Linked DNA regions of Homo sapiens: region 2 is linked to region 1. Evidence: chromatin contacts called from ENCODE Hi-C or POLR2A ChIA-PET data. All regions are on one chromosome and are shown on one strand. The core of a region is the stretch at or near the end of the contact, and the rest is flanking DNA. Distances in the headings are between cores, read along the strand shown. Region 1 holds the start of XPO4 (exportin 4). Region 2 overlaps CRYL1 (crystallin lambda 1).

The links. A loop is a pair of places that touch in the nucleus more often than their neighbours do. ChIA-PET counts read pairs that join two places held with the same protein, here RNA polymerase II (POLR2A). Pooled maps may share reads with other maps.
Region 2: a loop to region 1 is called in a map of posterior vena cava, with 4 times the contacts of the local background. The contact joins the enhancer-like site here to the promoter of XPO4 in region 1. A Hi-C loop is called at or near these places in 1 of 168 maps with a recorded cell type or tissue (posterior vena cava) and 4 of 50 pooled maps. POLR2A ChIA-PET finds 5 or more read pairs at or near these places in 2 of 52 experiments (OCI-LY7 and T-cell).

The regions. Positions count from the first base shown.
Region 1 is chr13:20,901,017-20,904,197 of GRCh38, forward strand. XPO4 (exportin 4) reads right to left here and starts at 1,730. Exons shown (of 23, transcript NM_022459.5): 1 at 1,654-1,730. The coding sequence starts at 1,722. RefSeq lists an enhancer at 1,493-1,542 and a silencer at 1,753-2,132.
Region 2 is chr13:20,418,402-20,421,536 of GRCh38, forward strand. The region is part of intron 5 of CRYL1 (crystallin lambda 1); the gene reads right to left. Among named protein-coding and RNA genes, the nearest start is that of MIR4499, 14 kb to the right of the region's middle. RefSeq lists an enhancer at 626-1,825. Within about 2 kb of position 1,615, at least 17 of the 41 ENCODE cell types and tissues checked have a DNase peak (open chromatin) inside an H3K27ac peak, as active enhancers do.

The DNA of each region.
Region 1 (3,181 bases), core at 480-2,979:
GTAGAGTGGAAAGACACACAGCTTTAGAGCCAGACAGAACTGAGTTCAAGACCTAATTCAGCCATTTAGTAATCGTGTAACCCGGGCCACTTACAGTTTCTCAACCTTGTAAAGCAAAGCTGTTGCAAGAATTAATAAAATATGTAAAGTATGTAAAGCATCAAGCCCAATATCTAGCACTCAATAAACGGTACTTACTACTATTCTTCTCACCTACTCCTTATAGGGGATAAAAGCAGCTTTGCCAGGGAAGAGGGAAGATATTGGAAAACACAAATACTAGTTTATATTAAGCCAGTGACGAAGGACACTGATTTTACCTGATCAGTGTAAGAACTACAGCCGTGTTTTGGGTGGCATACTCCTTCCAGAATCCAATGAAAACGGAGCCCCTAGCTCCTAGGAAAATTTCAGGAATTTTACAAAACGCTCTATGTCAGGGATTTTTAAGAATCTTTTATTAAGGGGAATACTAGCTAGTTACTTCTGCTTAATTTGCAAAAGTGTGAAAACCTTCACTAGTCTGTTTTGTGACAAAACGTACATTAAGTTAATATTCATAATGAAGCAAGTAAATCCTGCTTTTATTAGACTTCTCGATTTCTAAAGAAACAAAAATATCTGGTGTAAAATATTAGAACTACAAACTACGCTAGAATTAGTTCGAATATTCTCAAATGTGATGCTCAAACACCCTAACACCAAACCAAAAGGAAAAAAGTCCAAAAAGGTAACAAAGCTGGCTGTATCCAATTCTTAGAAAGTCTGAATCAATCCAGGTATCAAATGAACCTCTAACTTCCCAAAACATCTACAAACACCGAAGTCATAATTTGCAAAAACAAAGCTGAGCCAGCAAATAGAAACACTGTTTACTAACTGAACGTAGTTTATCCTTACTTCTCCTCCTTGCATGTAATACTTTTATCCTTTGACTCGGCCTTCTCAAATTCCCTTAGTAAACAATCTCATCAAACTGCTTATTGTAGTGTAAGCATGAAGTCAAAGAGTAGCATAGACTCAGTTCTCCAAATCGCGGGAGCTTTAAGGAGCTTAGCACTAGACCAAGTTTTGCCCCAATGACCTTGGTCTCAACGATTCCCCTCCCTCCCTCCAGCCGGCCCGGCCCTTCCACGTGCTGCCGGCTGCAATTACTCCAGAGGTGGCTGCATGTCAGGGAAGCGCTAGAGGATGCGAATGCACAGGAAACAAGGGTTGCTAACAGCACCCAGGCTGTGCCATCCAATCCCTCCCGACACCAACTCCCCAAGAGCGCTCACACAGCCCTACAAATTTCCCCTACCGAAGCCCTGCGGGGATAACCCCAACTCCTTCCCGGCGCCTTGCTCTGCGACCCAGTCTGTGGGGCAGGGTGTAAGGTGAAGAAATTCTCTTTGCTACACCACTATATTCCCACGCCCGACTGGGGTGCTGGGCAGCCAGGGGAAGGGGACAGCTCCTGGAAGGAGGGGACGACGGCAGGAGGAAAGTAGGCTGAAGAATCCTGCGCCACGCCACCGCCACCTCCTCCTCCACTTCCAGGCTCCCTGCAGGCCCTTGCCAGTCGCCAGCCCAGCGAGCAGCAAGGCCTGGAGTGGCAGGGCCGACCGGGGGCCCGCGAATCCCGGGGTCTGAGGGGCGCGGCGTCCTCACCATCAGAACTTTAGCCGCGTTCTCCAGCTGAGCGATCACTTCTGGGGGCCCCAGCGCCGCCGCCATCATGGTCTCTCTTCAATGACGCGCCATGCGCTGCATTCTGGGAGCGGGCGCCGCGGCCGGCCAATCGCCGCCGCGACCCCGGAGCCTCACGCGCTCCCAGGGCCGTCGCAGCCGCTGTCGACACCGGCGTCGCGGCCTCGGCGGGTCTGGCCGGGCTGCCGGGTTCCGGGTGGCTGGGAGGGGACTAGTGTGAGCCCGGCCGCCGCGCTGGGGCGGGGGCGGCCGCAGCCGGCACCGGGCGAGGCCGAGGCGGTCTGCCCAGACTGCTGCAGCCGCGCGCCCCGCTAAGCTCCCAGCCCCGCGCATGCGTGGTGTCCGGCGCCCCGGCCTCGCGGTGCCCCCGGCCCTCTCCCCACTACCCTAGTACAGCCCGCCCGGGGACCCGCAGATCCACGACGCCAGTTCGCTCCCTCCGTTCTCAGCCCTGCACACCGCCTCCCCTGGCTCCTCCTTGCCCTTCCACGCTCCAGCGCCGTGCAGGATTTCCTAAACTTGGAATCGCTCTTCCCGCTTTCCCCTCCTCAGAGCGCACCTCCTTTCAAAGTATCTCTGTCTCCTGCTTCTCTGTTCCTTCTTGCCATGGGAGAACATTCCAGGATAGAACGCTTCGTTTTCTTTCTTTCTTTTTTTTTTTTTTTGGAGACAGGGTCTCACTCTATCGCCCAGGATGGAGTGCAATGGCCCTATTTCGGCTCACTGCAACCTCCGTCTCCCGGGTTCAAGCGATTCCCCTGCCTCAGCCTCCTGAGTATCTGGGATTACAGGCGCCCGCCACCACGCCCGGCTAATTTTTGTACTTTTAGTAGAGACGAAGTTTCACCATGTTGGCCAGGCTGGTCTCGAACTCCTGACCTCAGGTGATCCGCCCGCCTCGGTCTCCCAAAGTTCTGGGATTACAGGCGTGAGCCACCGCCCCCGGCCGAACGCTTCGTTTTCATAATGGAGGGCTTTGGCCTTCTGCAGGACAATCATCCAAATGTATCTGGGCAGCGGGTCGCTAGGAGACCCTAGGAGGAAAACCCGTCTTTGGCTCTTGCCGTTTTCACTCTTTAAGGGCTGGCTCACATAGGAGAGGGAGAAAGCAGGGACAGGAAAGCCTGACCTTGACTACCTGGCTTCTCAAATGCAGTAAGATGAGCTTTGTCGGCCAGGCGCTGTGGCTCATGCCTGTAATCCCAGCACTTTGGGAGGCCAAGGCAGGCCTCATTTTAGCTCAGGAGTTCGAGACCAGCCTGGGCAACATCGTGAGACCCTGTCTCTACCAAAAAAAAAAAAAAAAAAAGCCCGGTGTGGTGTCTTGCGCCTGTGGTCCGAGCTTCTCGGGAGGCTGAAGCGGAAGGATTGCCCAGGAGGTCGAGAGTGCAGTGGGGCGAGATCACACCACGGCACTCCAGCCTGGGTGAGAGGCTGATCCTGTCTCAGGAAAAAAAAAAAAAAGGACAAAAATCAGCATTGTCGTGTT
Region 2 (3,135 bases), core at 365-2,864, 480 kb before region 1:
GTCCTTCGGACAGTCCCAGAAGAAGAGGAAGGCAGGAGAGAAACTTGTGTGGTGGAGGCACACGATATTTGATGGATAAATCCTCCTCCGTGACTATCTCCTCTACTGATCACCAGCTACACCGAACCATCTTTCCTTCTCTATAATCATCCCATTCCTAGATTTAATTTTCTGATTCATGTATTTTTTGCATGGCCTCATTTTCATTTGCTTTTCTCATTTTTCTTCATACCATTCTTCCTCATCCACTTCTTTTTTACTAATTCCCAGCTTTTGATCTTCTATTTTGTTTTGCTCTACTTTTCCCCCAAACTTGGTCCTGAATTTTCACATTTTTCTTGTGCAAACACTACAATAACTTTACTACTACTATCACCAGCAGGAACACAGACTTGCTACCCAGGAATTTGGATGAGGTTCTATTCAAGTTCTTCCACTCCTCAGCTAGAGTTTGGGCATAAGTCCACTGTCAACTGAGAAACAGGAGAAAAATTAAGAGTCAGGAGTCACAAAAGGTTTTATCTTAGGTGAGTGTCAAATAAAGAAACGCAACAGCGAGAAGTAGAGTACTCTGCCACCTTCAGCCCTACGAGGGCGACATGAAGAAAGCACTGGGCTTGTGTGGATCACCCCAGGGCAGCGGCCAAGAAGAAAGGATTACACCAGCACGTCCATCTCAATCTCTAGTGAAAGAAAGGATGGAACAAAGTTAAATCTCGGTGATTTTCTCATCTCCAGAGATGTTCAAGGACAGACCCAGACAAGAACAGTCACTTGCACAGAAGTAACTCGAGCATGAGCTAGGGTACTAGACTATCCCTCTGAGAAACATCCAGCCCTAGGGTCCTTGCAAATGCTACAGGGAGTAACAGAGTTAGAGATTAAGTTTATTATTATTATTATTATTTTGAAATGGAGTTTTGCTCTTGTTGTCCAGGCTGGAGTGCAATGGCAGGATCTCGGCTCACTGCAACCTCTGCCTCCCAGGTTCAAGCGATTCTCCTGCTTCGGCCTCCAAATAGCTGGGATTACAGGCATGCGTCACCACGCCCAGCTAATTTTGTATTTTTAGTAGAGACACAGTTTCTCCATGTTGGTCAGGCTGGTCTCAAACTCCTGACCTCAAGTGATCCACCCGCCTCAGCCTCCCAAAGTGCTGGGATTACAGGTGTGAGCCACCACATCTGGATAATTTTGTATTTTTAGTAGCGATGGGGTTTCTCCATGTTGGTCAGACTGGTCTCAAACTCCTGACCTCAAGTGATCCACCCAGAGTGCTGAGATTACAGGTGTGAGCCACCACATCCGGCCTAGATTAAGTTTATATTGAGAACTACCACAATGATTCATGAGTCTCTCATGAGAAACTAGTTGGAATTATGAGTTTGTTCCCTCCACTTATACATACTGTACCCACATGTTTTCGTTTTCTATACTCTTCACCACATGTTGCTTCCCCCACATGCAACAGGAAACTGGCTCCACGGCAAGGGTGAAAAAGATCTGACCCAGTGGTTCCCACCCACGCCACCTTCCAGGGAGAAGGTGAGGCCAAGATGAGACTTTAATAAGTCGAAAATAAAAGACTGCTAAGTGCTGCCCCACAATTACTCACAGGCTTGTGGTCAGGTTTGTGAGCTGCTTGGCCTGTTGCCGGCACTTACAAGCTTTCTTGGAAGCAAGACACAGACATTCCTGCGGAATGACTTGAGCAAATTTTGCTAACGCTACAAGGGTTGATTGAACACCACCACATTGAACTGATGCAAGAGGACACTGAATCACACCCATAAAACACCCGTCCTGTCAAGAGTCTTCCAAGAGGACGCGCAGGAGTCAGCGCTCCGGGGAAAGAAGATGAGAAACACCAGGTGGACCACCCTGGCCAGGCTGCTGGGAACAAGCCTACGTGCACAGCTGCCGGAGGAGAGGCGGGTCTCCCCTCTGGGAGGCATCTCAGCTACATCTATCAAGTTATAAAAATGTTACTCTCCCGCAGGCTGAGCCCACTCCCAGAATTATTCCAGAAAAGACTCCAGAAGAAGAAACCATATGTGCATAGAGGCTCACTGAGGCCTGACCTTAAAACATCCCGCAGTAAGGGAAAGATTGGATTTAAAAGAAAAAAAAAAAAGACCAGCTAAATGAAATATCATAAAGCCATTAAGAATGAATAAAAACTTGAGTAGCATGTTCATAATAGAGACTAGACAGGAACAAAGGAAAATGAAAGCAATTGACTTAGGGTAGAGCAAACACAGGTGGAGTTTTTCCCTTTGACTTTTCTTTAAAATAGAGGTTGTGTGTGTGTGTGTGTGTGTGTGTGTGTGTGTGTGTGTGTGTGTGTGTTTTGAGACAGAGTCTCACTCTGTCGCCCAGGCTGGAGTGCAGTGGCGTGATCGCAACTCACTGCGACCTCCGCCTCCTGGGTTCAAGCGATTCTCCTGCCTCAGCCTCCCAAATAGCTGGGACTACAGGCCCGCCACCACGCCTGGCTAATTTTTTGTATTTTTAGTAGAAACAGGATTTCATTGTGTTAGCCAGGATGGTCTCGATCTCCTGACCTCATGATCCGTCCGCCTTGGCCTCCCAAAATCCTGGGATTACAGGCGTGAGCCACTGCGCCCAGCCTAAAATAGAGCTTTTAAATAGAAACAAACAAACAAAAAAAAAAATGGAAAGGAAAGAGAGGAAAGACTTTGCCCTAATAAAAGGGACATTCCAGAGTACTTCAGGCCCCAGTGCTAATTCCCTGGTGCACTTTTTCTTAGAACACTGTGTGTATAATGATGCTTTTAGGGGGAAAAACAACAGTATTATAGAGTTTGAAAGAAAGGGAAAGCCTCGACTTTTACAACAAATACAACAGCAAAAAGAATCCATCATTGTGTATGAATGTGAATACATTCACTTCCATTCTATGAGGGTAGTGATACTTTAATTGAGGGGTCCTCTGGGAATACAGTTTACTACAATAAGTTTTGAACCAAAGAGTGTAAGCCCTGACTCCAAAAACAGCCATGGAGCACAAGCCCCATATCTGCCTACTCCCCACATCTTTACCCAGAGATGCTTCCTGCCTTGATGGCCCATAGGGCTCCAGTGGCCTCTCACCTGGCTTCTACCTGCAGCTGA